Regions from separate parts of the Homo sapiens genome. Here regions 2, 3, 4, 5, 6 and 7 are each linked to region 1. Evidence: chromatin loops called from intact Hi-C (ENCODE). Cell type or tissue: Caco-2. All regions are shown on one strand. Links, peaks and the distances in the headings refer to the core of each region. The heading gives the core; the rest is flanking DNA.

The links. Peaks named below come from ENCODE experiments on the same cell type or tissue, not always from the same donor. Only the 100,000 strongest peaks of a DNase experiment are listed, where the experiment ranks them.
Region 2: it touches region 1 in a loop (5-fold over the local background); 2 of 110 quality-filtered maps call a loop at or near these places.
Region 3: it touches region 1 in a loop (6-fold over the local background); 2 of 110 quality-filtered maps call a loop at or near these places.
Region 4: it touches region 1 in a loop (5-fold over the local background); 99 of 110 quality-filtered maps call a loop at or near these places.
Region 5: it touches region 1 in a loop (13-fold over the local background); 7 of 110 quality-filtered maps call a loop at or near these places.
Region 6: a loop joins it to region 1, with 2.2 times the contacts of the local background. A loop is called at or near these places in 3 of 110 quality-filtered maps.
Region 7: it touches region 1 in a loop (4-fold over the local background); 9 of 110 quality-filtered maps call a loop at or near these places.

Annotation. Positions count from the first base shown.
Region 1 is chr7:36,969,710-36,974,098 of GRCh38, reverse strand. All of the region lies in intron 16 of ELMO1 (engulfment and cell motility 1), which reads left to right. Among named protein-coding and RNA genes, the nearest start is that of ELMO1-AS1, 26 kb to the left of the region's middle. In Caco-2, for the core only: no CTCF peak of the experiment used is centred there; DNase peaks (open chromatin) are centred at 1,808 and 2,388.
Region 2 is chr7:36,897,020-36,901,408 of GRCh38, reverse strand. All of the region lies in intron 16 of ELMO1 (engulfment and cell motility 1), which reads left to right. Among named protein-coding and RNA genes, the nearest start is that of MIR1200, 20 kb to the left of the region's middle. In Caco-2, for the core only: no CTCF peak of the experiment used is centred there; no DNase peak of the experiment used is centred there.
Region 3 is chr7:37,099,017-37,103,405 of GRCh38, reverse strand. The region is part of intron 14 of ELMO1 (engulfment and cell motility 1); the gene reads left to right. Among named protein-coding and RNA genes, the nearest start is that of ELMO1-AS1, 100 kb to the right of the region's middle. In Caco-2, for the core only: no CTCF peak of the experiment used is centred there; DNase peaks (open chromatin) are centred at 1,725 and 2,125.
Region 4 is chr7:37,196,971-37,201,359 of GRCh38, reverse strand. All of the region lies in intron 13 of ELMO1 (engulfment and cell motility 1), which reads left to right. Among named protein-coding and RNA genes, the nearest start is that of ELMO1-AS1, 200 kb to the right of the region's middle. RefSeq lists an enhancer at 2,282-2,341. In Caco-2, for the core only: a CTCF peak has its summit at 2,315 (motif pointing right); a DNase peak (open chromatin) is centred at 2,339.
Region 5 is chr7:37,044,985-37,049,373 of GRCh38, reverse strand. The region is part of intron 15 of ELMO1 (engulfment and cell motility 1); the gene reads left to right. Among named protein-coding and RNA genes, the nearest start is that of ELMO1-AS1, 49 kb to the right of the region's middle. In Caco-2, for the core only: no CTCF peak of the experiment used is centred there; a DNase peak (open chromatin) is centred at 1,903.
Region 6 is chr7:36,793,637-36,798,025 of GRCh38, reverse strand. No RefSeq gene overlaps it. Among named protein-coding and RNA genes, the nearest start is that of AOAH, 71 kb to the right of the region's middle. In Caco-2, for the core only: no CTCF peak of the experiment used is centred there; DNase peaks (open chromatin) are centred at 635, 2,125 and 3,115.
Region 7 is chr7:37,030,097-37,034,485 of GRCh38, reverse strand. The region is part of intron 15 of ELMO1 (engulfment and cell motility 1); the gene reads left to right. Among named protein-coding and RNA genes, the nearest start is that of ELMO1-AS1, 34 kb to the right of the region's middle. RefSeq lists enhancers at 2,089-2,758, 1,593-2,792. In Caco-2, for the core only: no CTCF peak of the experiment used is centred there; a DNase peak (open chromatin) is centred at 2,405.

The sequences.
Region 1 (4,389 bases), core at 235-4,234:
GATGGGACTGGGCGCAGTGGAACAGGGGGCGGCGCTCATCAGGGAGGCTCCAGACGCACAGGAGCCCACGGAGTGGGGGGGAGGCTCAGGCATGGCGGGCTGCAGGTCCCGAGCCCTGCCCCGCGGGAAGGCAGCTAAGGCCCAGTGAGAAATTGAGCTCAGCGCCGGTGGGCTGGCACTGCTGGGGGACCCAGTACACCCTCTGCAGCCGCTGGCCCGGGTGCTAAGCCCCTCATTGCTCGGCAACGGCAGGGCCGGCTGCTCCGAGTGCGGGCCGCCAAGACCACGCCCATCTGGAACTCCAGCTGGCTCGCAAGCGCCGCGCGCAGCCCCGGTTCCCGCTCGCGCCTCTCCCTCCACACCTCCCTGCAAGCCGAGGGAGCTGTCTCCGGCCTTGGCCAGCCCAGAAACGGGCTCCCACACTGCAGCGGTGGGCTGAAGGGCTTCTCAAGTGCCGCCAAAGTGGGAGCCCAGGCAGAGGAGTCACCGAGAGCGAGCGAGGGCTGTGAGGACTGCCAGCACGCTGTCACCTCTCACTGCCTTAGAAGACAGGATCATGAATGTGGCTTCCATAGTTCAAGACCATCCTAATGATGGACTGGAACTTGTTTCCTTCTCATGGAGCAAATTGAGGCCTATGTGGGCATCTCAGCCCTCACTCAGTCTATTGCTCTGCAACTTAGATGGTAGCTGATAGAGACATAGGGCCCTAATGGGACATTGTTAAAACACAGTCTCCTAAATGTCAGGCCTCAGTTATATAGATCAGAAAAATTTTCCCTGTACTGGCACTACTGATTAGCCAGCTAGGGGAGAAAAAGAACAGCAGTCTCGCTCCAGGAGGCAGAAGGCTGGCCTTTATCCTGATGTACCTGTAGGATGGATGGGAGCCTGCACCATGCTCTGGCTTCACGGATTGGGTTGTACCACTCAAGTGGACATTTAAGCCTGCTTAGAAACCTTGATGCATGTTATAGTTTGAAATATGTCCTCCTCAAAAATATATACCAGAGTCCTGGCCTGGCATGGGTGGCTTACGCCTGTAATCCCAGCACTTTGGGAGGCCGAGGTAGGTAGATCACCTGAGGTCAGTAGTTCGAGACCAGCCTGGTCAACATGGCAAAACCTCGTCTCCACTAAAAATACAAAAATTAGCTGGGTGTGGTGGTGGGCGCCTGTAATCCCAGCTGCTCAGGAGGCTGAGGCAGGAGAATCGCTTGAAACTGGGAGGTAGAAGTTGCAGTGAGCCGAGATCGCGCCATTGTACTCCATCCAGCCTAGGCAACAAGAATGAAACTCTGTTTCAAAAAACTATAGATATAGATATAGTTATATAGATATATAGATTGAAGTCCTAACCTCCGAAAGTTCCCTTATTTGGAGATAGGGTCTTACAGAGGTAATCAAGTTAAAATGAGGACATCAGATGGACCCTAATCCAGTGTGACTAGTGTCCTTATAAAAAGGGAACACTGGATGCAGAGACAGACATGCATAGAAGGAAGATGATGTAAAGAGACACAGGGAGGAGACAGTCATCTACAGGCCAAGGAGAAAGGCCTGGAACAGAGCCCCTTACAGCCTTCAAGAGGAACCGACCCTGCTGATGCAGACTTCCAGCCTCCAGAACTGTGAGACAATGAATTTCTGTTGTTTAAACCACCCAGTGTGCCATACTTCGTCATGGCAGTCCTAGCAAACTGATAGAGTGCACTCAAAAGCACAGATTCTTTTCATGGACTTTCCAAAGCCCAGGGACTTCTGTTTCTTCTAGCTGTGTTTTGAAATTGCGACATGGCATGGGTCATCAGGATACGAGTTGTTATCTCCTTCCCGTAAGAGCAATTAAGGTCAAAGACTGAAGCCAGAGCTCTTGGGTTTAAGTCCCATTAGCTGTGTGACCTCTGGCCCTAATGGTGTCTCTTGTAAAATAGAATAATAATACCTGCTTCTTAGATTACTTGGAGGACCAAGTGAATTAATAACATGTAAAACTCTTGGTGCTCGGCACATAATAAGTGCTCGACAATGAAACGTTCATTGCCATTGTTGGGGGGCCAGAAAGCAACCACTGCCTGAGAGCACCCCAGACCCATGAATCACACAGCAAGAAAGAAAGCCCGCATGGTCCCCTGGAATTCTAGAAGTTTTATTTGTGAAATTACCTTACAAATGTTAGAGAGGTTTAAAAAAAATCTCTGCTTGTCTTTTCTCTTGTTTTATCCTGTCTTATTCTTGGAAAAGTTAATATTTGAGAATAGCTAGCATGTCCTATTAATCCCTTTTTTAGAAAAGGACCCGCTCCGACACCAGTTGGCAGTTAGGTTTCATCAGTCACTCGAGATTATGGATTAACTCACTGATCTTTTTACCCTTTGAGCTAATTAGCCTCTGGACAAATACCGCTAGTCACAGAGGCCAAGCACAGCTGACCAAACACATTTCAAAGAGTAAATTTAGTGAGTAAATAACGCCAGGCTTAGATCTCTTGGTAATACTGCTTTTCTGAATCAGTGGAATCTGGATGATCTTTCCTTCCCAGGGAGAGATGGAAGTGTAATGTTTACAACCCTTCAAACCAACAGAAAAAAATGTAACGAATTAAGTCAGCTACTTCCTCCCTTGACTCCTCCTGTTCCCCCATTTAAAATGATTTCTTTTCTTATGTCTTCAAATAACAAGCTCAGTTTGACTTTAAATGACTTAAGTGTATCCTTTGGGATGGTTGTTTAATAGACCTCTTTCAAAGGGAGGCTTCCCTGTATGCCCAGCTGAAACATAATTTTTCTCAATTTAATTTAATTATCACCACCTGCCAAAACTTTCTCTCGCCTCCACAAAGCACCTTGAACAGTTCATGCCTCACCTTGGTGGTAAGGCCTGTTAAGTACTTGTAGATAATTATCCTCTTAATGTTTGGTGAAACTCAGTGTTTCTAGACCTTTCGTTCTTTGCTAAAGAAGACTTCTCCAGGTAGTCCTTTCCAAGCTCCCTTCAAGTTGTAATGATTCATACACACAACTTCACCAGTGAGGCCTCCATACCTGGGTTTCCACAGTTGCAGGGAGAACATCTCCCAAGGGTGGGCCCATCTCCTTGGCAATGGCAGTGAGGATGGTGTGTCATTCTGATGTCCAGCTCTGTCAGGTACCAGGTAGCTGGAATGGCAAGGCTCCTGGCCTCTCCCCTCATGTCTCCCTCATGTGAGCAGCCTTATCCTGTGCGTCGATGTTCTTCTGAATGCCATGTTTTTTCCTAATCCCACTCTGGAGAATCAGGAGTTTCAGACTGAGTGGCCAGCTCTGACATTGCACAACCACATACCTAAGTAACTCAGGTTTTGTGTTTTGTTCTTGCATTGAGGAAAAGAGAAGACAGGAAGCTATTGTGCTCTTATTTCAGAAGAGTGGTAAAAGTGTGGTCATTTTGTCACTTGTCACCAGTATTCAGTGATTCAACAAAACCTTTATCAAGTGTATACTACATGCCTAGTAATGTGCCAGGGACATGGAAGGAATTCAAAAAGAATACAATCCAGCTTTTGCTCTCAGGGATCTTAGAAAACAGTGAAAAGCTTATAAGATTGTAAGCAACATTAGCTAGTTAACCACAGAGTGGGAAGCCTCCAGTGGACTAAGTTGCAGTCCACTGTTTTGTGGCTACCACATTTAGAAAAAGCACACTCCACACTGGCATGGTTTTCCCAACCAGGTTATCATGTCTGCTGCTCAGCTGCATCTGGATAAATTGTGTAATATGATTTTATTGTATAGAATGCCGTGCATGTGTGTGTATTGGACAGAGGAAGATTACCAAGAAATAATTCATGGAACAAAGAAGGTATTAGGACAGCATTCAGCATATGATCCTTGGTGTGCGTGTGTGTGTGTGTGTGTGTGTGTGTGTGTGTGTGTGTGTTAAGTGTATGAATGTATTTGTGTGTGTGTTTGTGTGTGTGTTTACATATATAAGGAGAGCCTGAAAAATGAATACAATGCTATCAAGAGTGGATAATGATGGAGAATGAGACTGGAGAATCCAGAAGAAGAGTTTTATTTTTAGTATAGTATTCTTTAGTACATATTTTTACTATCGGTATAGTTTGACTTTTATAATAATTTTATTTAACCATCAAAGTAAATTCTTGAAAAATAGAAATCTTGTTAAAATATTAATAAAAATAAAACCCCTTACAATAATATGAACAACAGGGAAGCGACTAAAGGGGTTCATAAAGGGAATGTTTTACTCTTGACTTTAATTATTAAAGAAATATGATTTATTTAGAGTTTGTTTTGGAAATATTTAAAGCAGTGATTTTCATCCTTTACTAGATGTAGCCACCTTTTGAGTCTTTTAAAAATTAAGACCCAGCCCCAGGATCATCCC
Region 2 (4,389 bases), core at 176-4,175, 73 kb after region 1:
AAAGACTAAAATACTGCTATCTGCCCTTAACAGAAGTTTGCTAACCCCTGTCTAAGCCTCATTGTCCTAAAATAAATTCAGAAACCTCAACTGCTACTCCTTCAGCCCAGACAGCACCTTTATTTTCTCTCTCCTTCATTTTAATATGCACGACACCACTCAGCAAAATGTCCTGCATGCATGGCCTGGCCTAGGTACTCCACTCCCTGATCTGGCAAAACTATAAAGTGAAACTATTTTGAGTTTCCGGAAGCTGACCCAATTTTAAAGACCTCTATATGGAGGTAGGCCAGGGAGGGATCAATAATTGTCCCTACCAGGTAAGCCATCAGTTTGTACCCTCACTTCTGACACTTTTTCTGGGCAAGGCCATTTCTCCACATTGTACCCTTAGAGTGTAGCCCCAAAGCGATCCCTGGCCTCTGGGAAATTATCCTTCCCACACATGAGCACTTAGGGTCTTCTTCCCCCAGACCCCTCTGCAGGCAGAATCTTTCCAATTCTTTGGTTGTTGTGAGCCTTCAGTCCTTTTGTTGTGCGTAAGGAACATTCCTGGGAAGAAAAATGGTCCAGCAATAAAGTCTCCCCCACATGAGTCATTTTTAGCTAGACTGGGTTGGCATCTGTTTTTCCTAAGACAGCCTTTTCTCGTCACTGTGAAGATAAATCAATTTAATGGACACCACTGGTTGGGGGTAGATTGTACTTTTTTTGTAAGTATTGACCACCCATTAGTGGCAGTGCCCAGCAGCATACACCATTGTACCTTCTCCAGAAACCCTCCACTTGGCTGTAGATCTATCCCCTTCCAACTCTGCCCTGGAAGCAAGCCCAAAATGACCTCTGGAGCCCTAAGATGCCATCCCACGGCCACGGGCTTTGTTCTTTGGCTTTGTGAAAGTGTGCTTTATAAACCTTGTTGGCAGACTCATAATTCTGCTAAGGACTTATTTGTTGTGTCAATCTACAGATCAAAGGTGGGAGCCTAAAAGCCTTTGACATTGCTCATACCAACCATATTACACTCTGGGATACATTGTATTAAGTACTATGGGCCATCATACAAGTAAGAAATAGTTCCTGCCCTCCAGGGACTTACAATCTAGACAGCATGAAATGTACACCAATAACTAGCTTCACTGCTTGCTGGTGATATGACAAGACTTGCTGGAAGTTGTAGATGCCATATGGAAGACTCAGAAGGGGTGCTGGATATTTGCTGAAATCGGTGGTTCTCATACTTGAGCATGCATTAAAATCACCTAGAGAGCTGTTAACACAGATTGCTGGGTGCCACTCTTAGCATTTCTGATTCAGTAGATCTAGGGTGGGCCCACAAAGTTGCATTCCTACCAAGTGGCCAGCTGATGCAAGTGTGGCCCAGGAATACCCTGTCCAAAATATTTTTATAGGAGAAGCTTCTTACATATGTAATTTCCTTCTGGGATTGTAACAGAACTGACATTTGTTGAGTGTCTAATATGTTCTATTCAGTATATTAGGTACTTTGGCTATAATATTTTCTTTAGATTTTACAACCCTGTGAATTTCGTATTATTACTAGCACTCTACAATGAGCAAACTAAGGCTTAGAAGGAGGAACTTACATTTGCCAGATATCCAGTATGTACCATAAAGGATGTGGGGCATTATCCAATTTAAAACTTTTTGAATTCTAAATGATTAGTACTCCTAGTTTAGGAGTGGTAAAAAAAAAAAAAAAAGATGAGTAAAGATAGTAAAAATGAGTCTGAGAGAGATTAAGTATCTTAAGGAAGGTCAAAGCCCCAGGAAACATGCATGCTGGATTCAAAATCACGTGTTGGGTTCTAAAGGCTGAGAAGCCATACTGCAGCTAGTACCTGTCTGTTTGCCAAAAGCTACTAATGTAGATTCCAAAAGCATGTTTTCTTTCATGCTTGAAGCATGTACTTCCTACCTCCTTGCCTTTGCTCATGCTGCTCCTTCTGCTTAGAATTCCCTTCTCCCTCTTCTTCACCTGAGTAACTCCCATTCATCCTCCAAGCAAAATGTTGTCTCAGCCATGCAGACTTCTGTAACATCCCCTCCTTGCCTCAACTAGAGCAGGAATAAGGACTACTTTGTAAGCGTCCCAACATACTTTATATTATCAAATTCCTTCACAGACCCCAAAGTCCTCTAGTGACATATCCTTGGTTACAGAAACAAAAAAATCCAAATTTTTCATTTTAGCCATCAAAGCCATCCCCCATCTGACTCAACTTGCCTTTCAACCACACCTTGCAGCTCCCTCATTTCTCCAACTAAACAAGACCGCTGAACACTTCCCCACCCATGGCTATGTTCTCCTTCCCCCTCCAAGCCTTCACTCAGGCTGCTGCTGTCACCAAGAATGGCCCCTCCCCTGCACCTCAGCCTGTCTGCATGTGGCCTTTCCACCAGCCCCAGCTAAAGCCCTGGTGCTATGCCCTCAGCCCTTTGGGAGGGCCTCCATGAGTGTTCATGGAGTGAACACCTGACCCCTTGCTCCCCTGTGACATCGCGTCTTCCCTTGGGTGAGGCAAGTATGTGTCTTTCCACTGTCCCAGGCTGAGAGCTCATCCGGCACAGGGCCTCCAGTGTCGCGTCATTCCTTGCACTGAGTAGGTGCTCACAAAACATTTGTTGAAGAAATGGATAAATGATGCTGGATGAAGGTTGTGGGTTAAAGGCAGGATGGGAGAAGTGATTAGACAAGGAGCACGTGGAGCCTCAGTACGTCTTGCAATAAAACACAGGAGCGCATTTACATGACCAACAGTGAGAGCAGGGGACATAGGTGGACTTTGCCAGAATGCTTGATTCCATTTAGGAACCTCCTGTGCTTGTACCTTTAACCCGGTCTTCCAAGGAGCCAAAAGGATTTCTCCATTTGAAGTACAAATGTCTTGTGGGACTCTCACTTTTTTTGTAATGTGTAACATTATTACAGAAAATATGGGCTAAGAAGACTTCAGAAACACACCACTGACATGGTCCAGACATCGATTGAATGATGGGGCAATACCAACAACAAATGCAGATTCTAAGAGCGTGCTTTCTTTGATGTCTGTGTTTAATTCCATTGATTTTCTGATGTCTCCGCAACACCGTCTGTGGGTTTTTCAAACAAATGGTAAAGGGTGTGATGTTTTCTAAAGAAGATAGAGTTAAGGATGGTGGTTGTGAATGTCTTGATTTGTGAATGTCTTGCACATGTGAAACATTAACAGAGACATAAAGCTATCAGTTGTAAACCTTGTAGCTAAATTGCAAAGGCACAGAGGAATGTTTGACTTATGTAACTCTTTTGTCTTCTTAAAAAATTTAATGATACCTTTCACAGAGGTTATTTTCCTTGACATGCAGAGTGACCATAGAACTTCTCAGGGCTGTTGGCAACAAAACTGTGAAGTGAAGTAGGTGAAGCTAGTCTTTGACTCCACCAACCTCTGTCCTGTGCTTTATACCCACTGCTTATATCCCTTCCTCTGGGGCCAGGTGCCTGCTTTTTCCTTCTGCCTATCAACCTAGTCTTAGGAAAAGTTCTATACTTTCTTCAAACTGAACTATAAGTGATTTGGGGAAAATTCAAAGGATTGCTCTACTTATGTATTCTTGCATCTAGCAAGGTTCAAAGTCTTAAGCTAGAGGAATGGGGCTCTAGGAGTGGATTTTAAGCCTAATCTATAAATAGGAGTTAAAGAGTTCCCCACATTCCATAAGGGATCATCATGATTTCCTTGCAGAGGTGCACCCATGAGCCTGTAAATGCAGGCGATTTTTAAAAGTCACTTGTTGAATTAACTTTGCTATTTCCATCCAGCTTCCTTCTCCTACTCCTCCCTTTCCCTGGACAATCTCAGCCCCACAGCTGGTCCTCCTCTTGGACTTCACCATATGTATTTGTTGGGATTCTTTGGTTGCACGTGACAGGAACAAACTATCATCCAAGCCATCTTACAAAAAAAAAAGAAAAGGCTCTTGTAACCAAACAATGAAATGCAGGGCTTGAGTCACCTTTACAGTTGAACAAGGCTTAACCATTAACACTCTTTCACACACACACACACACACACACACGTCTGTTTTCTTTGTCCTACTACTGACATTGGTCTCATTATCTTCCCCTTTCCTATATGTGAAGGGACATAGTCTCACAGCTCTCAATTTGAGGGAAAGAGAGCATGCTTCAGGTCTGCCTCAAGACGTGGCAGAAAAGTCTGGGGAAGGATTTTGATTGGTCAGTTCAGGTCACGTGCCCACTTAGGCCCAGTGCTGTGTCTAGGCAGATGTGGTGTAAACACCATCATCTCTGTGACAGCCCCTTAAGAAACACATGACATGAGGGAATCATCTTCTTCATCTGTAAAATGAGGGGAGTGGAGG
Region 3 (4,389 bases), core at 191-4,190, 130 kb before region 1:
TGCTGAGAATGATGTAGAACCACTTTTCTAAAGAGATGCTAAAAGAACTTGAGGAAACCCATGTAAGTCAGAAATATGATTTCATCCAAGTCCTTACTTTACCAAAAAAAGCAAGATTAATAACTGCTACAGCAACCATGTTTTGTTTTCTGTCGTGCTTTTTCAACAGCTTTTCCCAAGAGCGATAAGAATATTTCAGAAATGCAAATAGTAATACCTTGGAACAAGCGTTTATGTAATTATTATGGTGATAGTAGTATCAGTTGTCTCCATCAAGTGTTTGAGGTGTTTCAGGCACTAAGGAAATCTTTACTTCCATTTTGCTTTCCCATTTAATCTTTACGACCCTTTATGGATAAGTATTCCTTCACTCATTTTCATGGAGAAAACTGAGGTTAAGGGATATGTACAAAGTCACCAAGAAGTAGACTTTGTCTGTTAGAAATAGATCCAGGAAGTTTGTTTCTGTCCAGAGCCACAGTGCTGATCACTCCTTTGTGACCATGTGAAGGCCTTTCCTGCTCAAAGCTTTATTACTGTAATATTTCACCCTTTCTGTTTTCAATAGGAATTGGTAACCAAGAATATGTGCTTTGGGGTTAGGCCATCTAAGCTTCCATGCTGGGTCTGTTTATTTCTGTGCTGTGTGACCTTGGACCAGTGACACATCTCTTTGTCTCTGTTTCTTCATCTGTACAGTGAGATGGCTTAGTATTTTGGCATGTGCTGGTACACGTGTGTGGAATGAGACAATCTGTACAAAGCCCTTCAAAGAAGGCCTGGGAGAGAAATGCTTTCTATAAATGTTAGCTGTTAGCTGTTTGTTGCCTTTTGCTGCCATCTTGATGGCATCCCTAAAGCTTTTTTCTTTTGGGTTTATTTACTTCCAGGTCTCACTTCCTTTCTAGGTAGATCTGGTGAACTAGCAGCCTGTGGTTCTGATCTGTTCCATTTTGTTTGTGTGCTTGGCACACTTTCTATAATTTTAATGTTCTTCTTTCTCTGCTCATTTAAAACCATCCTATTAGGGCTTGGACATGTTTGTTTAATTCTCTGGACTTGATTGAAATTCATGATCACAATTAACTTCTTGTGCAGCCCCCTTGAGGCAGCTCAGGGTTCTTTCTCATGATGGTCTTCAGTTTTCTTGGGACCAATCATCATTAGCATTGGCACCAAGGGAGAATGAAGGAGAAGTGACTCCCGAGTCTCCATAAGAGGAATCAAAACTGGGCTTATTCTTTGACCCTGGGGTAGGTCTGGGTCTTGGGATATGATCTAAGGACTAACACTTCATTCTGGGGAGTTGCCTGATACTATTCCTAAGGGGACATTGACCCTGTGTTGGAATGTGGGGAGATCTCATTGATACTGATAAGGCTTCTTATTTATTTGTTGATTTAGTATGGGAGAAGATCTCCAATGGGTCAGGAAACAGATTTGTGACATTGACAAGGATTCTGAGGACAATTGCCCTATGGTGGCTGGAACGCTTTAGTTTGAGGACTTTATTGCCAGAAACACCATGTCATGCATTGACTTGTTTTCTGCGGTTGTGATAACCTACCTTGTTTTAACCTGAGTGACTCTCTCCTAGGAGAGAGAGCCAGACAGACTCCGTTTTAGTGTCTTCACTCGCAGCCCCCTTTATCCCCCTTAAGAGAATAACCAGTGCAAGCTGACTCCAAGCACATCCAGGAATGCACCTGCTGATAAGATACTGAGGCAGGCTATACCAGCAGCTCCTGGGAATGTGCTCGGTGGAAGGTACCTAAGAGCCCCTGCATTTATCTCTTAGTGATAGTTTAAGCCCCTGCACCTGGAACTGTTTATTTTTTGTAACTGCTTCTATAACCAATTAATTTTTTAACTTTTTGCCTGTTCTGCTTCTGTAAAACTGCTTCAGTTAAACTCCCCCTCCCCTATTTAGACCATAGTATAAAAGAGAATGTAGCCCCTTCTTCGGGGCCAAGAGAATTTTGAGCGCTAGCTGTCTCTCGGTCACCGGCTAATAAAAGACTCCATGATTTGTCTCAAAGTGTGGCGTTTCTCTGTAACTCACTTAGTTACAACAGGGTCCTTGTTCGTTCTTCACACTATTGTCACCCTGCATTCCTGCGGGAGAGCCCTGCTTAAACAGCAGCACATGGGACTTTTTATCTTGCATTCTTGGTGTAAGCAGGTGAGGACCTACTTTTATCTCTCTCTCTGCCTGTCATGCTAAAACAACCAGAAGGCCTCTGGTTTACTTTCATGAGTCCCTAGAAGCCTGTCATCAGAGAGCCAGTCTCACTGCAGTCATGATTTTGGTTTAGCTGCTGGTAAAAGTGTTGTGTGAAATGTTGGCCATGGGCCATGCAGAAACAGGAAGAGAGAGCACAATAAAGAGATAAAAACACGAACTCTCTGAAGGCAGTTTTAGGGACTTTGCCTTTGTTGTGTGAGTTGATATGCACGACAGTCCCATGAATTGGGTTTTATGTAAGGTCTTCGTATCTCACAAAGACATGCAGTGCCTCATGCAAGTTCATCCTAGTTGGCGGCACCTTTGTCCAAGGTCACCACATTATCAGTGCTTCTCATAGCTGCTTTGTGTCCCCTCTCTTTGCAGACAGTACCACCTCACACACACTGTCCTTCGTGTGGCCTGTGGGGAGGCCACTATGCCTCACCTGACCCTAGGTTAAGTCAAAGTGAAATGGAAAAAGGTTCACAGTGGAAGAGAAGCCTCCACAGGTGACAGGGCATGGAAGAAGCCCTCAAGCCCTCAAGGGCTGGCTGCAGGAGGCACAGAATGAATTGGGCTCTCCCCCAAAAGAGAGAGCTTCAACAGAGAGTGGAAGAGAGAGTGTGTCAGAGACAAGCAAGTGAATATAAATCAGCCATGTGATGCTGAGGCAAGGAGGGCAAGAGAGCCAGAGAAGGGATTCATATTTGAGTGAGGGTGGCCTTGGACTCAACACTTCATGGTCATGCCCAAGCCATAAATGTTCCTGATCTACACAATTGGAGAAGAGCGACAAGAAACACAGAGCATTCAGAGGAGAGCCTGGAATTTATGGAAGTAAAGTCTGTGGGGACACTGCAGCAGCTTTGGTCACTCACCATGAGGAATTGTCATCTTCAGGGGATAAATTAGATGACATAGAACCTTATAGCTTTGTCTAGGAGGAACAGGGCTTATAGACAACTTCAAGGAGACAGAAGAAATTGACCAAAGTCCCCTTAGCTTCTTTAGACATGAAACCTACTGATTTTCATGGTAATATGTATGTGAAGCCAATTTGTAAACTATAAGGAGACAGGAAGAGATTTGGTCATTGGAGAGGGATCACCTGAGGTCTGGAGTTCGAGACCCAGCTCGGCCAACATGGTGAAACCCCGTCTCTACTAAAAATACAAAAATTAGTTGGGTGTGGTGGTGGGCTCTTGTAATTCCAGCTACTCAGGAGGCTGAGGCAGGAGAATCGCTTGAGCTTGGCGGGGCGGAGGTTGCAGCGAGCCGAGATTATGCCACTGCACTCCAGCCTGGGCAACAAGAGTGAAACTACATCTCAAAAAAAAAAAAAAAATTGAACTCCAGGACTGACACAGGCTAGCTCTGGGATGCTAGAAAGTCACCTCTGCCTTTTGTTTCAGCATTCTTAAGAGACTAATAATACCTACTTTATTAATGGATGGACTTGTTGGAAATCAATTGATAGAGAATGTATAAATATACTCTGTAAACGATGAAGCATTTTATAAAAATATAACTTCACATTGCACGGATATCCAGTTTTTTTAAATAAAATATGCAGAAAGAGTTTATTTTGGTGTTTGATATATTCTAAGATGAGTGGTAATAGCACCTTTTAGTACTTCATTTTGATTTCTGTTCTAGCATATTTGCTCTTAAAACTGAAGAGTAAGGGGAAAATAAAGATGAAAAATATGCTTTGATATTTCCAAATGGAGCTTTTCAAAATGTCTCCGATGGACATGGTTAATATCAGAATGTTGAAATTGAATGTAGATGTATCAATGTGTTAAATAAAAGCTATTGTCCAGCTTAAGAATTATCTCTCACTATAGTAATATCTAACTAGTAGCATTCATAATTGTAATCTTTTCTACAATATTTTTGTAAGAAGGTTGATCTTAAAAGTTACACAAGTAGCTTTAAATATTTGTGTCTGCCTTGACAACAGAAATCAGTCAAGAAGGCGGCGGGTTTATTTTTCTTTAGGTGGGTAAGTATGATAAGATGGATGGTGCATTAAAAAATAAAGAGCAGGACTTCTCCAAGCTGATTTACATATTGATTACTTAAATTACTACTTAATTTAGTGCCTGCTAATAAACTGTGCCTTGGAAATGTTTCCCAAGCATTTATTGGCTGCAGTAATT
Region 4 (4,389 bases), core at 182-4,181, 230 kb before region 1:
TGGAAAGTCTATGAATGTTGGCTGTAAAAACAATAATAATGTATTTGGGGGTTGAAAGTACTGTCCCATTATTAAAATATGTGACAGTAATAACGTGAGGAGGGCAGGGTAGTAAAGGGAGTTAAAGTGAACCAGCATTGGTGGGGAGTTATGCAAAGCTGTATGGGGAAGTTTGATCTGACTCTTGACATGTGGTTCTCAGGTAAATAGAATCTTTTAGAATCATTTTTCAATTTTTTAAACAGTAGCCATTTCTGGAGCTGTATGTTCAGAGGTACTGTTGAGATTTCTGTTTTAATGGTAGGGAGCATTCGAGCCTCTTGAGCATTCTTTTCTTTTTATCTCTAACTTTTCTTTCCTCACTCCTAAAAATATTAAGGGGAATTTATTTTTATTTGTATTTTTTTTTTTTTTATTGAGACAGAGTCTCACTTTGTCACCCAGGCTGGAGTGCAGTGGTGCGATCTCGGCTCAACTGCCTCCTGGGCTCCAGCTATCCTACCACCTCAGGACCACAGGCGCTCACCACCAGGCCCAGCTATTTTTTTGTATTTGTGGTAGAGACAGCATTTCACCATGTTGCCCAGGCTGGTCTCAAACTCTTGAGCTCAAGCGACCCACCCGCCTTGGCCTCCCAAGGTGCTTGGATTACAGGTGTGAGCCATGGCGCCTGGCCATAAAGGGGAATTTTAAAAGGGAAGAGAAGCGAAAGTGGGTGGCCTATGAAGCTGCTGATGGGTCAAGCAAAAACTGTCAGGGAGTTTGGTTGCACACTTCACTGATTGGCAGGTGGGCATCCTTTTCAGGTGGCCCATTCGTCACAGGTGAAGAGAGGATTGCCAGCACCCTGCCTGTACATGTTCAGGGTTGCCTCTGTGCTGTCTTTCTTGGATGCTTTTGGTCAAATGACAGAGAGAATGGCATGCACTGTCTTCATGTTTAATTTTATATGCAGAGTTGTCTTAAAGTTGTAGCTGCTAGTTGGGCACAGTGGCTCTCTCCTATAATTTCAGCAGTTTGGGAGGCAGAGGAGAGAGGATCACTTGAGGCCAGGAGTTCAAGACTAGCCTGGGCAATAAAGTCACACTCTTGTCTCTACAAAAAAAAAAAAAAAATTAATTAGCTTGGCCTGGTGGCATGCGTCTGTAGTCCCAGCTGCTTGGGAGGCTGAGGCAGGAGGATCTCTTGAGCCCAGAAGGTCAAGGCTGCAGCAAGCTATGATTACATCACTGAATTCCAGCCTGGGCAACAGAGCGAAACCCTATCTGTCTGTGGGGGGATAAAAAACAAGTTGTAGCTGCACATGTAGGAAAGAAAAGGTTAGCTTTGGAAAGCTCTCTTGAAAAACTGAAGAAGATCAGGTTTATTTCCTGTCATTGAACCAAGTGAACCAAGCACATTAAGTCATGGGGCAGGGCCTCTGCACAGTGGGCTCTTCTCAGATAACTCAAGGTCTCGTGGGGCCATTTCCACTTCAGTGTAGCATCATCATACTTCCTAGGGGTGCAGAGAGATCAAGAACTCCCACTTAGAATACTTGCAGATCTTTCTTCTGTGATCCACCTTTGCTGTCAGCTGCATTGAGAAAGGACATCCAAACTGGTGCAGTGGGGCCCCTAAGGACAGTCCTAACACAAGCTCTCTGTCACTGTCTCAGGTGAAGAGTTGGCCCATGTTTTGCTCTTGCTGCAAGGCATGTGCTGTTGCCACCATTTCCATCTGTTTGGTGACTTTCGTATGGGATATGTTACTCCCTTCTTCCTACTCCGGCATGGGGAGGGAGCAAGGAGGAGTACTTATTGCTGGGAGTAATCTAATTTCAGAAGCACCCATGACCTGTGGACTCCTTCTGAAAAGGGGATGCATGAATAATTGTACTTTTAAAACTTTGTTTTGTTTTGAGACAGGGTCTTGTTCTTTTGCCCAGGCTGGAGTGCAGTGGCATCATCATGGCTCACTGCAACCTCCACCTCCCACCTCAGCCTCCCAAAATGCTGGGATTACAGATGTGGGCCACCATGTTCAGCCCGTTTTCATATTTTTAGAGGAACTATTTTAAGGGAAAAATTTTAAAAACAAATGACCTATGATTCATTACCATGATAATACTTGACCTTCGTTCTTCTTACTTTTTACGGTAATTAACTTTAACTCCAGACACAATTTCTCAGGAATGGTTATTGAACACCAGGTGAAGAGACAGGTTTCTTCCAGTCCTGTTTTTCCAAACTCCTTTCCTATTTAGCACGCATTGTGGTGCCTTAGGAGGGACATTTGTGGGCAGTTAGGGTTGAATCTGTTCTCTGGTCCACTAGGGGGCGCGCCTATCAAAGGCATGTGTGTGAGAAACTCTGCAGGCTGATGGCACTTCAATAAAGAGCAGCTCTGATGTGTTCATGAAGTGGAGGACTTAGTGGGGACTCTTCTAAGTGGGTAAGTTTAGCAGGTTCAGAAAAATGCTTTTCCAGCCAGAATCTTCCTCCTTCCCCCTTTTAGCTCAAAATCTCCAATAACTCTGTCCCCTGGCTGTGGCGGAAGGAGAGGCAACATATTAAACAGTGTCAATCCTTCGTCCCTGAGTGTATTGTGCAAACTTCCTTGGCATCCTTTCTTTGCACATGGCGCTTTGGAGCAAAAGGGCACCATCCAGCAGGTGCAAGGGTGACACATAGGGAACCAAGGGCAAAGAAACGTCAGGGTCTCGTAATGTATAAGCAAGTCAATTGTGTTTGAGGCTAATAAAACATAGCTTTTACGAGTGCAGCCTTTGGTGCCAGACTGCCTGGTTTTGCATCCCAGCTTCATTGCTCATTAGCTGTGTGATCTTGAACAATTTACCTAAGTGTTTCTTGCCTCATTAGTGAGTTGGATATAGTCGTATCTCCCACCCAGGCTTGTTATGGACATTAATGAGTTAATTGATGTTAAGTTCTGAGAAGCCTTGGCATGGAGCCAGTTTTAGTAAGTTTTTACAATTGATGATTGTCATTTGGATCTGATGGTGGAAATGAGTCTGCAGAATGCATTTACAGTAACCCAGATGACTGGGGACATTCTTCATTTGACTATAACCAGCTGGGTCTGAGAGTAGAAATACATGGCTTCAAAAACAGTTAATTGTCAGGAGTGGCATATCCCAAAGTCCATGAATTCTAGAGAATTTCGTAAGAGTGCTTAGCAGTGCAGGACTTTTATACCCCTCAAAGAGCCTCTTTAGTGAAGGAAGCGGTGGATTTTTTGCTCTGTATTTTTGCTACTCAGGAATTAGCATGTAGGCACATGGCCGAGGATGTCCTTATGCTGCCTGCTCTTGTGCAGATTTTCAAAAGCAGATAAGACTCAAAACCACAACATATATTAAATCAATATTACTGTCCATGACAGGAAGCATTTTTCAATTGGATGACTCCATCCACGATACCCTTTGGAGAGTGCCTTGGACCTAGGCTGGACAGTGCTAGGACAGAGGACCACCAGAGTCTGGCAGGGCTGAGTGGTGATGGGGTCCTGGTACCTGGGAAAGGTAGTTATAGGCATCCAGCACCTCTTCCTCTGATGATTTTCTGTAGGTGCTTGTACTCGTGATTTTGCCTCTAGTAGGATCATATCAAAGCACCCCTGAGAATCATGCTGGTTATTCTGGGGTGCAGGCAAGAGAGGGAAGGAATGACCAGTTAAGAGTCCTGTGATCCAGTTACCTGCTTCCCATTGACCTGCTTTTGATGGCCATCAATCAGCTCCACGCAAAGCTAGCATGCCTTCTATCTTTATCCTTTCTCCTGAGACAGTGTGCTGTTGTGGTACTTTTTATTTTGTTTTCCATTTTTTCAAGTGGTGACTATTTGTCACAGTGCCCTTCCTACCTCTGAATTCAGTGTGATGTGACCTCGGGAGAGGAGGTGTGAGCACGACGTCCAGACTCGGACATGTCTGTTTCACGTCTGCCGGGAAGTAATTTTTATGCTGGGAGCTGGCTTCATGGCGTGGGATTCTAATTCTGGGGATGGCATTTTGTATGTGTAGGAAGACTGTCAAAACCTTTCCAATGGGAAGGGACAAGAACCAATTTGAGAATCACATGGTTACATAAGAACTGGCCCTGTGCGGGCATCTCTGCATACTTCCTGCACTTGTTCATTCTGAAGACGAGAGAAAGAGGAGCAGGAAGAATCTTCCATGAACTCTGCAAACCTACAAACTTTCCAATGAGAAGTGGTGCACACTCCCGAGATGGTGCTTGGGACAACATGGTTAAAAGGGTAAGGGGTATTTATTAACCCTTTGCTTTCTTGTTATTCCTGTCCCTCCTCTTTAAATGTTTACATTACCAAACTGGCTAGACTGCTGAGAATCTATCATTTTTAGGTTGCCTGCTAGGGTTTCTACTGG
Region 5 (4,389 bases), core at 230-4,229, 75 kb before region 1:
AATCCTTTCTGTAGCAGAATAGCTTTTCCTTGGGAGCTGGTATGGTCAGAGAAGAATCCCGGCCCAAGAGCTGAACCAGGGGCCCTTTGGGGAAAGGGCCTGGGGAGTCCCAAAGCGGCACTGTCCCTGCTCGGTTGCAGGCAGTGACCCTCTCCCCACACCCGACTCAGTGCCAGCTGTGTCCTGAGTCCAAGGTGGTACATTAGGTGCTTAATGTTTATCCCTTAACAAGACAAACATTAACAGGGTGGTCGCTCTTAAAACATGGCCTTCCCATTCCAGTGGGAAGACAGAGAAAACAAGTTAAAAAGAAATTAAATAATTATAAATTCTACCAAGTTATGAATCAAAAAGAAAGCAAGGGCTTGCTTTCCCAGTGGGTCTCCCTCACCACGTCACTTCCCCTAAACTCATTGGGAATCGCCATTTCCATTCTGTTTTCATGTCTGTGAAAGAGATAAAAAGCTGCCCACATCAAGAAATGTAATTCAACCCCTTTCAGCAAATACAGGATATTCTGAGTCAACTGAACTTTAACTATCCAAATAGGTTACTGCAGGTACCTAGGCCCTGTTTTTAAGTCTTTTAAAGGACATTGGCTTTGTGATTTTGAGCTAAGGTAATACATAAGAAAACATCTTGAAAATGTTAAAGGAATCACTCTGAAGATTGTCTCATGAAACGTGTTTAAACAAGTGTTTAGGCTAAGTCTTTCCATGAGAACGCTCAAATATACATTGTTTACTTGTTTGGTTTATTTGCCCTGAATAAAATAAACGATCCATGTTTTCGCTTTAGAGTTGCCTGTGGGTTAGGTGGGGGAACAGATCTCAAAACAGAGGCTTCTACTCTCTGGTACCAAGGAGTCAGAGTCTTGTTCAGCATTTAAAGTCACAGAATAGTCATAATGATTATGCAAATGCACAGGAATCCTCTTTCATTTGCTGTCTTATGAAAGAATTGGAATCAGTTATATAATGTAACTGGTTGCCTTATTTTTTATAATTTAAGGGAATTTATTTTATAAGTGCGTAATTGGTAAAATAGATTTTTATGCTAGATTTTACTGTGTAAATTAGTGACTCTCAGTGAGTGTTGGTTTTGTGCCCCAGGGCACATTTGGCAGTGTCTGGAGACACTTTTGGTTGTCCCAACTTGTGGGGGTGCTACTGGCATTCAGTGGGGAGAGGCCAGGAATGCTGCTAAACACCCTTCAATGCACAGGACAAGCCTCCCTCTCAACAAAGAATTAACCAGCTCCAGACACTAATAGTACTGATGTTGAGAAACCCTAGCTTAAATCAATACTGTTTTGTTGTAAATTTCAAGATGTGAAGATTTAGTTCTACAAGGCAAACCAATGATTTATGATAAGAGTGGAATGATTTTTCAGATAAACCATGATTGTAAATATTTAAGGTACTGACATATTCTAATCAAAGAAAGCAGGGTTTTTTTAATTTTAAAATACGTTTTTTCAAAAAAAAAACTGTCACAATTTTTTTTACTAGGAAAATTGGGAAAGAGAAAACTAGTCTGTACTGTATGAATTCTTTCCTGGAGATACTTATCTGATAGGCTCAACTGAATGCACAAAGATCTCTTGCTGACAAAGAGATAATTTATGTACTAAAAATTATATACTTTATTTAGGGAAAAGCCTTTCCAATGCATACACAGTCTGTTTAGCCACAATTCAGACACGTTTGTAGTGACAAGCCATGGTTACGCTTTATGGCATTTAACTAGAATAAGCCCAACGACCCAGTCAGGAAAAGAGGTGGCAACTGTGTTGCAGCCAGAATTTCCTTACTCAAAAAGATCTGGAATGTTAATGTATTGATTCTATGGGGAACAGGTGACGCTGGAGTAGCTGAACCTGCCCTGCTGGGCATTAGTCCTCCCTTACATATCTCTCGTGCTTGTAAGCCGAAATGAGCCCAGCCTTAACTGGGGCCAAGGTGTCATGTCAGTCCAGTTTTGAACCTGAATCCACTGTTGTGGTCAGCCCAGCTGTCTTGCTTAGGTGTTTTAAAGCAAACACCAGCTATAGAGAGAGAAGGAAAGGCAGAGACAGGAAGGAACACCGATTAATGAGCTATTTCTGATTTAACAAGCTATTCTGTTAAATTGGCCTATAAAATGAAATGCCAGGTCATTTGTATTCAACAAACTTGTATTACAGACAAAGTGCTATAGGGTGGGGACAGAAAGGTGAGCCAGCCATAGCTCTATGCCTGTAGACATTCATTTTGGTTCAGCTCTTTCTCTTTCTCCTTTACAAGTTAAATAAGCAACAACAGTGACTACCTAAGACCAACTATGACATCTTTCTAAAAAGTATAATATTTGGAAAATTGTGATCCTAAATCATAATTTTCTTATCAGTGAATCTGGCTTGTAAACATAGAGGGAAAATTTCTATTTCATTAGCAAGCACATAGTGAGTTGTTCCAGTGTCTCCCAGTGCCTTTCACAAGCTTGAAAAGGATTTGAAAACCCCTTTGTTCTTTGTACTGGAATCACTTAGCATTCCCAGGTTCCCTTAAGAAAAAATCAGAAGGTGAATTTGTGTTAGCTGTTATTTTGCTCCAGAAACTCCCTTGATCTTTCAAAGATGCCCCTTCTTGACCTAAGAAAATCTGATGCAAGATACACATTGTGGCCTTCCCCTTGATCCCTCCATGAGTTTCAGAGAATTAAGATTAACGGCAGACATTTCCTTCATTCTTTGATTTGTCTCATACTTTGATTTCTTTTTGTTTTGTTTTGTTTTCATCATTCTCATTCCCGTGTTTGATTCACCAATGATTGCAAAATATCAAAATATAAAATGTAAACTGCTGGTCTAAAGAAAGAAAGCATACTGGGGTTCTTTCTTTGGCCAACTCAAAGCCTGAAAAGTAGCTCCAAGTGGGTCAGTTCCACACTGTCGTTCTTTTACAGGAAGACCACTGGGCAGAGGCCTGGGCTTTTTTTCTCATTACTGAGGACTAGTATCTTGGGATTCCTTATGAGCAAAATGATGCTTGATGTTTCTGGCAGTGTCATCTGAGATGTTCTGACTTACTTATATGTGTAGAAAAGCAGTTTCTCTCTTTCAGAGGCCAGCCCTGAGTTAGTCTATTGAAATTGTGCATAATAATTACTGGATAGTTATACATATTCTCTATAATTTTAAAAGGAGTCAAGAAAAAATTTGTTATAGGCAACAGTGAAAGATCAACTGACTCTTTCTTGGCTTATTTATATTCAGGAAGCAGGAAGATTGTGTGTAGGTAAAGGTGGATATGGTGATTATAAACTTAGGATTGATTTAGATTTTGGCAAGTTGCTTCTGTGGGCTTAATCCATTCAAGCCTGCCTCCCATGAGACAGCCTGGGCTCAAGGGCCAGCTGGGTGGAGGAGCAATCACGGGATTTGCAGGAAGCAGACAGCTCTGCCTACCTAGGAAGGCTATCCTTCGCCTCTCAGAGCCTATGAGATAGGGATAATTCTAAACCTCATAGTGGTTGTTATCTAGATAATGTGTGGTAAGCTGTGGGGAAATGCTTTGTTAACTCTGAAGCATTGCATGAAAGATACTTTCCATCATAGAAATATAGACTGTTTCATAATCCTAGACTATTTTAGGGAATCTGGGAAAAGGAAGATGTATTTAACTATTTTCCTTTTCTCTTAATTCCTTTGTGGAATGAGGCACTGCATAAATATATATTTTTTTAAAAAACCTCTTCTTCCTCCCAAGTTCAAATAAGTGGTATTTTTACTTCCTCTCTACTAAAATTTAGTAGAGAAAAGAGGAAAGAGAAGTTGCTGCTGAGCAAAAGAAGTGAGCAAAGGAGAAACATTTTTAGAAAGTTTTTGAACTATTGTGATTTGGGAGAAAAAGAGAAGTTTTTTAAAATAATAATAACATGCCATATAAGTTCTGGGCAACAGGCAGATAATGCAAATCCTCAGAATCTTATACCACTAAAAGGTTTTTTAGTGAAAGTTTGTTTTTCAGTCCAGTTCAAGAAAAACACAAAGAGAGCACACTGAGTTCCCATGTCCCCTGCATCATTTCTCCTGTTATTAACATCTTACAGCAGTGTATTATATTCATTACCATTAGTAATAGTAATAGTAGCTGAAGTCCATACATTATTCAGATATCCTTAGTTTTTATCTGATGTCCTTTTTGTATTCCAGGATTCCACCCACAATACCACATTGCATTTGGTCATTGATTTCTATTCCAGGTGGTCTGGATTCAGTCTTTACTGGTAGTATGCGTCTGTGTGTAAAAGTAGTTACTCTTTCTAAGGGTCTCTATTGACGATGCTAGTAAAGCATTCATAGCTTCATACCGGCGTAGTAATATTAACCTCCATCCCAGAGCTTAG
Region 6 (4,389 bases), core at 262-4,261, 180 kb after region 1:
ATGTCATGTTCTTAAAGAGAAAAACTTGTAAAGATTGCATAATTGTATTTCTACAACAAAGTAATATTTCAGTTAAAAATATGCAGTATATACTTTTATGCCATACTTGTAAGAGTAGATGCACACACATGCACCTGCACACACACATACACACACACACCTGAAATTATATTCCTCCAAATCTCTAGTGTGATTACTCTAAATTGTGGCATTGTTGGCAATGTATCTATTTATTTAAAAAATTACTCACTATATTTTTATTTTAGGGTTTCAGGACAGGACCATAGTTTACTAATGAAAAAAAGATACATACATCATGGAGGAAAAAGCTGAGAATTATTGAGTTATTCTAGATTTTCTCTTTTCATTAAAAATTAACTCAATGTAGCCTAGAGCTCCATGCAAAGAGCCGGCATTGACTTCCTTTCTATATTTTTAATCTTTCTTTGGCTACATATTGCATAATTGTCTATTTGTTCATGATTTCTGAATTCAGTTATATTGCCTAACTTTCTCTCAATCTGCACTGGTTACTTGTGAGATAATAAAGGTAATAAAACACACAAACATATGCGAAGCAATAGGGTAGCCTCTCTGGCAGTATCTTCCCATCTGCTGAGCCTGCCCCACCTTCATCTTGCACCACTTGGTAGCAGCTGGGAATGCCTCAAAACACTGGGAGTCAAGACTCAGTTCAACTTGTACTGAGATGTCACATGCTCTTACAGAGGCGGAAATACCACTATAGTACAGATGTGTGCTTGGTGAAGGGGGCAGGCAAGCAGAAGGAGGGCATTCCACTGCCATAGTTTCCATTCTCATCCACAGTAAGACAGGCTCTTGAAAATGCACACAGACACACTCGGCTGAGTAAAGCCTTGCAGCTCAGAAGGAGCACCTGTGGCCTAATTCTCCACAGCTCAAAACAGATGCCCATGACTGTCCAGTGCAAAGTCCTGGCTGGGAAGCACAGATGTTTGGATCACAGTCACTGTGGACCAATGTGCAAAGTGCTTTGAGCATCAGACAGGCCAGGGGTCAAAGCCTGGCTCTATCGCTGGCTCTACTGCCCTCAGCAAGTCATTCAACCTCCCCTGATGGGCTAGGTCCTCACTTAATGTCATCAATAGGTTCTTGGAAACTGTGATTTTAAGTGAAACAACATACAACAAAATCAATTTTAGCACAGCCTAAGTTAGATAAACAGGAGTGAAGTTCCTATGGCATATTTCTGGTCACAAAAATATCCCCAAACTTCTTATTAAGGGATATTAATAACACTTCTAATATTAAACACTGAAATGAATGTGAGTGAAATGTACATCTAAGAAAGGTTCATAAAAACAAGTAGATAATTATTTACCCACATATTCCAGTTCCGGGTCTCAGGTGGCTGGAGCCTCTCCTGGCAGCTCAGGGCACCAGACAGGAACCCGCCCCGGACAGGGCGCCATCCCCATTGCAGGGTGCACTCACACGCATCCACACTCCATCAGACTGGGACAAAAGAGACACGTCAAAGTACTTGACGTGCACATCTTTGGGATGCGGGAGGAAACCTGAGGCCCTGGAGAAAATCCACGCAGGCATGGGGAGAATGTGCCAACTCCACATATACAGTGGCCCTGGCCAAGAATCAGATTTTGTTCTCATCAATGTTATAACAAAATAACATTGAACAAAACAATTTTATTTGAGGACCTCTTGTACACTGAGGAGCAAAACCAGATTTGCTCCTGGAGCTTAGGGTTCAGCAAGATCCCGCTTGTGAGAATGGGGATACCTTGCAGGGCTATTATGAGATTTCAAATGGGATTAACTTCTGCAAAGCATGAATGTGAACTACAGCAGGGGCTTGTCAATTGTTCTTTCTCTTCAACCTCCACCTCCACCTCCCTCATTGCCTCCTTTCCTTGCTCTTTTCATCCACTCTATTGCTCAGTAACTCCTCCAAATGAGCCAAGACAGAAGATGGGAAAAGACAGCAAGACCAAATTAACAAAGCTTTCTATGGCTAAGAAGACAAAAGTACTGTGACACTGGGAGCTGAACAGTCTACTAAAAACTCAGCTAAGGAGTATCTGCAGAGTCTACCTGGACTTAAACACCCCTGCCCATCTGTAAAGTCACGTCCAAAGGTTGACACATGATGTGTTTTTGTCTGGTTAAAAGTTAGCTTATCTGTAAAGCCACGAGCTAAAAAATAACCAAGTCATCCAAATGTTTGGGCAAACTCTAATGAGAATGGAGCCTTCCAGAGAGCTGTGTTTGTCTTTGTTTTCTCCTGGTGTTTGACTTTGACACCGACTTCTAATCTCAGATGTCATATTAAGAAGAATACACACCAGGTTTATTTCAAATGCATGATAGGTGAGCTGACTAATGAAACTTGGCTTATTTCCCTGTACAGATAGTTCTTTTCCTGCTGAGCAATAATAACAATATGTAATGTGGTTTATTGTTATTCAACGTACTCAGCACCTCTCACTCAAATAAAGGCAGGCTTCAAGGGCATTCATCTTTATGACAACCATGAAACATATCATATGTAAGATCCTGAGCTGTCTCAAAAGACCAAGCTGAACAACTTCTCCAGTAAAATGATCATAGGAGAAAAATCATTGAGAAATGAAGGGAGACTTTTCACCTGTTGAGCTACAGGCTGCTATGATGAGTTGCGTAGCCGATGACACCCTGCAAAATCACAGCCATAGTCATTTTAGAATTTGGAGTGAGAAGGGGAGTGGTGATATAGTTCATGTTTTGCCATTGCAGAGAGGGTTCCAGGGCATCTCCGGGGCTGCAGGCTTGGCCCCTCGGGGAGTCAGCAGTCTCTTGCTGGATAGCCCACCCTCCTGTCCCATACCCAGAGATAATGATTTTATAAGTCTGAAACTTGAAGACCTGAGCATCAAACTTTTTAAACTCTCTGGGTGATCAGATGTACAGTCAGGGCTGAGAATCAGAGCTCCAGATCTCACTTTCTAAATGGGAAACACACCTGGGCAGGACACAGGCCTGGAGCTGCCGGATGTGGGAGGCCAGGCATTGGTAACCTGCCAGCTCTCCCACATGGTGGGGAAGGAGGACTGGCCTGAGCCATTGTTACTCCCACGGCAGGTGGGTCTACACACAGCTGTCCACATTCTAGGGAGGATTCTCCACCAGATGGCGGGACCTCCAGACAGAAGCCAGTTGAAAAGAAAGTCTGTTTTCTCCTAATAATAGACCTTCTGTTCTCTGACATGAGGCAGTGTTAATCAACCCCTCAAAAGATTCTTCCTGCCTCTCCCATCATAAAACCTATGTTCATTGTGTGCTTGGGCCAAATATCATTCAACTTTAAGCTGGAAATGATGATCTCTCTGGTGGTTTTCAAAGCTGTTTGTTTGTTTGTTTGTTTGTTTGTTTTTTGTTTTCCCACAACTCCCCCAATGCCCAAACCAAAGCCTGTGTGAAATTCTGATCTCCATAAAAGGCAAACGCAGAGGTGCTGGGGTGACATTGGCAAGCAGGAGCCCAAGGACTCTCTTTGGACCTGGCCCCACAATGACAGCCCCTGAGGAATCCCCTGAGAAACATAGACTGAAAACCATAGATCTGGTCCCATCGTCTTCCAGGCTCTGAGAAGCTGCCTTGTCCAGGGGCATCTGCTAGTAAACAGATTCACCTGATCTAAACCCAGGTTCCCAGCCTCAAAAGCAGTTCTTGCTTAGCCAAAGGTCTCAGCTACACTGGTGAAGATGGGCTTCTCTGGAGTCTCCAGGAGACATCCAGAATGGAAGGAAAAGGGCCTAGAGGCCTTGTCCTCAGGACTCTCAGAATGCTGACCTGTCCCCACTCTGTCCCTGGCCACTTGTCCCAGCCAACATTATAAAGTGGTACAGGGTACAGGAGGCCGGGCTTGGTGGCTGACGTCTGTAATCCCAGCACATTGGGAGACCAGGCTGGTGGATCACCTGAGGTCGGGAGTTCGAGACCAGCCTGGCCAACATGGTGAAACCCTGTCTCTACTAAAAATACAAAAATTAGCTGGGCATGGTGGTGGGCATCTGTAATACCAGCCACTTGGGAGGCTGAGGCAGGAGAATCACTTGAATCCGGGAAGCAGAGGTTGCAGTGAGCTGAGATCATGCCATTGTACTCCAGCCAGGGCAACAGAGCAAGATTCCATCTCAAATAAAAATAAAAAATAAAAATAAAACAAAACAAACACACAAAAAACAGTATAGGATTGGCCAGGATGTTTCAAAGGGGAGGGAAGGGATGGGACCAAGCTCCCTAACTCACCTAGGCTTGTGCAGCTTCTCTGTGACAGAGCGGGGGTATCTTCAACAGTTGACACCCACCTCCTTTTCCTGAATCCCCCTAGTCAGTATGGCCACCTTC
Region 7 (4,389 bases), core at 302-4,301, 60 kb before region 1:
AGGGTTGGTTCCCCTAACTTCCATGTTGTTCATAGGTCAACTGTACCACAGACTGAGTGGTTTAAACAACATAATTTTTTAAAAAAATCATGATTACAGAGGCCAGAGTCTGAGATCAAGGCATTGGTTTGTTCCTGGGGCCTGTCTCCTTGGCTTGTAGATGACCATATTCTCGTGTGTCTTCAAATGGGCCTCCCTCTGTTCATGTCTGTATTGTAATATCCTCTTCTTATAAGGGCACCAGTCCTATTGGATTAGAGCCCACCCTGTTGTCATTTTAACTTCACTCTTTAGAGACCATTTCTCCAGACACAGTCACATTCTGAGGTACTGGGGTTAGGACTTCAACATAGGAATTTGAGGGTGGAAGGTCACAATTTAACTCATGTTATTACACATTTTTTTCCCTCTGATCTCTCAACTGTGTGAAGTTGTGAGGAATTAGAAGTAATTCATCTCCTAAACGTATATCTGATTTGTACATGGGAATACAATGTAAGTAAGTCCACTAATGCTCTAATTTTTTTTTGGCACAGCACTGTCTCTCTTATCTTAAACCTAATTGAGAGAGTTACTAGCTAACTGTTCGCTTCCTCCCTTTATCTTCTGTTGTCTTTATTCCGCACCCCTGAAGATTCTGAACCACCCACTCCCTTCTGCCTCGGGCAATGAATAGTCTTTCTCTTAGTTTCCTCCACATCTCTTCGCAGTTCTTTAGGGATCAATTCTGATGATCTTAGTCTCCAGTATTCATGTCCCTGATCTCACATCATGGGACAGATTTGCCTTGCAATTTCTTTTCCAAATTCTGTATTCTTATCAGAAACATCTGTCATCAAAACACTGCATTTGCCTCATTTCATCAGATATTCAGTGTACCGGGACCCTTGTAGCCCTACTCCCTGGGAAGGGACATTCAGGCCTTGACATTGGAATGCTGGCTTGCTGGAAAGTTATAATCCAGTGTCTGTTTGGTGTATTTTTTTTTTTTTTAACACTAAACACATGGCCTAGACATTGGTTTTGCTTCATTTTCGCTCAACATTTATGATAATAAAGCTTTGTTTTCATAGATCACTTATCTCCTGAAAAATTCACACTGCCGTGAACACGATCCAGCCTTGCAGTGTGTCTCGGAGGTAAGTAGGTGGCAAGTATTTTTATCCCCTTTTATTAAAGCATAGGCAGAGCTCACTGCACAAGGATCCCCTGGAAGGGGGAACAATTTGGACTTAGCCCGTCTGCGCTCCTCCTGCTCCGTTTATTTGGGTACCATAAACCCACCCAGAACTGCACACAGAAGTGTCTCCTTTGCAGGCAGACGTATATGCATGCATTTCAATGGCTTCCAGGAGACAGCGATTATGGAATGTGGAGTCTGAATGTAAATGGAATTTGAGATGAGCCTGACTAGTAAATTATTCTGAAGGAAAAACACATTCAGAAATATGATTTTATCGCTTCTCGGCGTTTTGGCTAAGATGAAGTGTAGAAGTATGATTTAGATTCCACCCATCCTTAGGTGCAATTCAAATGCCAGTTTCTCTAAAAAATAAAGCCAACTCTTCCCCTGGACTCTCCAGACACTTGACCTGTCCTTACTTTGTGGTGTATAACTCACTGCACTTTATCTTGTTGCTCTCCTGGTCAGAGTCTATGCCTGATCCATCTCTGTGGATAAGTACTCAGAAATGTTTTCTGAAGTGGAATGAAAGGAACTAACCTCTGTTGTTTGTAACTGGCACAGAACCCAACAGTTTCTGCCAGTGACAGGTCATGAGCATCTTGAGGCATCCAGAAGATTGTCGTGGTTGGATTGTCCTCTCACTTTGCTTCATGCTCACTGCTTGACCACTGATTATTTTGGAGAATGTCTCTCTCCTTGGCCAAGGCTTTGGGTATTATAACCAAGAGAGGATGATCTAACCAGCCATTTTATCAACAGCGGCTCTGAGAGCCCAGCGTTGGGTGCCAGCCCTGCAGAGGGACATTGCGAAGTATCTTTATGTCCTTCGAGCATCCCTCCTTTCCATCAACTGGCAGGGTGGAGCAATAGCATCCAGTTACTGACCTTCCAGGAATAATGTGAGCATTGGATGTATTAGGCCTCCAAAGTATATCTGTGCTGCTCTGATGAAAGGTGCTTTAAGTAGGGTTGCTTGTTAAAAATAAGTAGTGCCAATTCTCAGGCTGCCCCCTGTGTTTTCCTTTCCCTTGCTCCCTTAGATGTTTTTCAAAGGTGCCAATAAAGCCTGCAAAACATGGGTAATGAAAAGGAAGGGAGAGCAAGTTCTTTTTGTCATAAGCGTGAACTGTGAGTCATCTCTTCTGAGTCACCGTGAACATACAAAGGAAGCCAATCAGTAGGGGTGCACTCTAATAGGATGTTTCTCCAATGACTCACGCAGGCCTGGAATGAGGAGCAGCCTGAATCAAGCCAAACAAGTATATTTTTAAATCTGGAAGGGCGCGCTTCCTGGTGCAATATGATGATCAGTCCTACACACTTACATGCTTATTTTAGCCCAGGCACTGAAATGTGTGGGCATGGTCTCCACGGAGCCTTCTCCTGTGGTCATGTTTTGTTTTGCCAGTGGGGAAGGATGTTTAATGATTAACTGTCACTATCAAGAATATAATATTTCAGTGCAATATTTCAATGTGAGGAGAAGAATAATTTTTGAATGTGGTGACTTCAAGAACTCGGCTCCATTGGGTAAGGCCTGCTTCACGTGTAAACATGCATTCCACAAACATTTTTTGAGGCCCTAAGTACTGAATATATAAAGACAGAGAAGGCGTAGTCCTAAGCCTCAAGGGTATTAGAATTTCCACAAGGAGACAAAAAAGCAAACAGAGCATTGGAAAAGTGGCAGAGGGTCAGATGGAGACACTTAGAAGGCTCAGCCTATAGAGAATGGGCGTAAAAGAATCCCCTGGAAGTGGGAACAACTGCTCTGGATTCTGAAAGACCTGCAGGAGTTACCACTGAGGAGCGAATTGAGATGAGGAAGGGTGATTAAGGCAGAGGGAAAAGCATGTATTAAGTCTAAAAGTCTTCCAAACAGTTTATGTTTTTCATTATTGTCTTATTTTCTCAAAATTTTGCAAATGCAAAATTTTCTTCTTTTCCCTTGGCAAATGCATTCTGGAAACATTTTTTCAAGCTGACCCAGAAACCATCTCATTCAGGGCGAGTCAGGGTCCGTGTTGTGAAGAGGCGTTACTTTATCTGAAGGATTTTAAGCAGAGGCTATACATGTGGCTATAGTTAGGTTTTGATGAGCTCCTCATGGAAGACAGTGAGGGAAATGGATCTGTCCCGAGACTGGGAGACCATTGTAGCCTTTTGTCTTAATCCGGAAGAGCAGTGATGAGCACCTGAACCAAGGTCAGTGGCAGTGGGAAAGGAAAGGAGTAAATATAATATATTTGTGAGATGGTGATTGAGAGAAGAGTCAACTGAGCAAAAATAGCTGAGATGGAGAACCTAGTAAGTTTGGATAAGCCATAAAGAATAGGAGTTATGTTTTGTCAATTTTGACTTTGAGGTGGCTAAGAGATGTGGCTAAGATGGGCGTGTCCAATAAGGAGTTGTCTGGAGCTCAGGAAACTATCTTGGTTCAAAATAGAGATTTGGCATCTATGAATGTAGAAGCTACAGGACCAGATTAGTCCTCCTAGTGCAGGAGTGAAGAGTGAGAAGAAAAGAATGGTGAGAAAAGAACTTTGGGCAGAAGGAAAACGAACAAAAACAAAAAACAAATCTATGAAGGAGACGAGAAAGAGCAAGGAGATTGGGAAGAAGAACAATTATCCAGGTATCTCTTCTCCAGTATTAGTGAGCTGATGCTTTTTTCCCCTGTGAGGTAGTAATGACTATCAAATAATTTTGAAGCCATTCATAAGGAATCCACAAGAGTATATACACACTCGATAGAATGTCTTTCTTACTAAGAACCATGTTGTCATATTGGGTATCTTATTGTACGTTATATTAACCATATAAGATATCCTGGGTCACTGCTATGTGTTGTAGAATAGTAAAAATGCTCTCTTGTTTTAGAGAATTGGCAAGTGTTTATAAAATGAAAGTTTCAGAATGCATTTGTCAGGGGAGAGGAAAAAAAAACAGTTTCAAGTATTAGTAACAAAATTGAATGACTAAGAAATGAAATAAAATATCTGTGAGGAATAGGAACAAAAATGCCTGAGAGTATCAACTTGCATTTCACATAGGAGGAAGTTCTGAACAATTTCATCAGTATTTTTCTTCCTTTAAAAGCATCTTATGTTTAGTCTCATCCTTAGGTTTTCATTAAGTTGTTTTCTTATCTAAAATGGTCTCTCCTTAGTGAAGATTTTTAAAAAGAGAGAGAGAGAAAGATG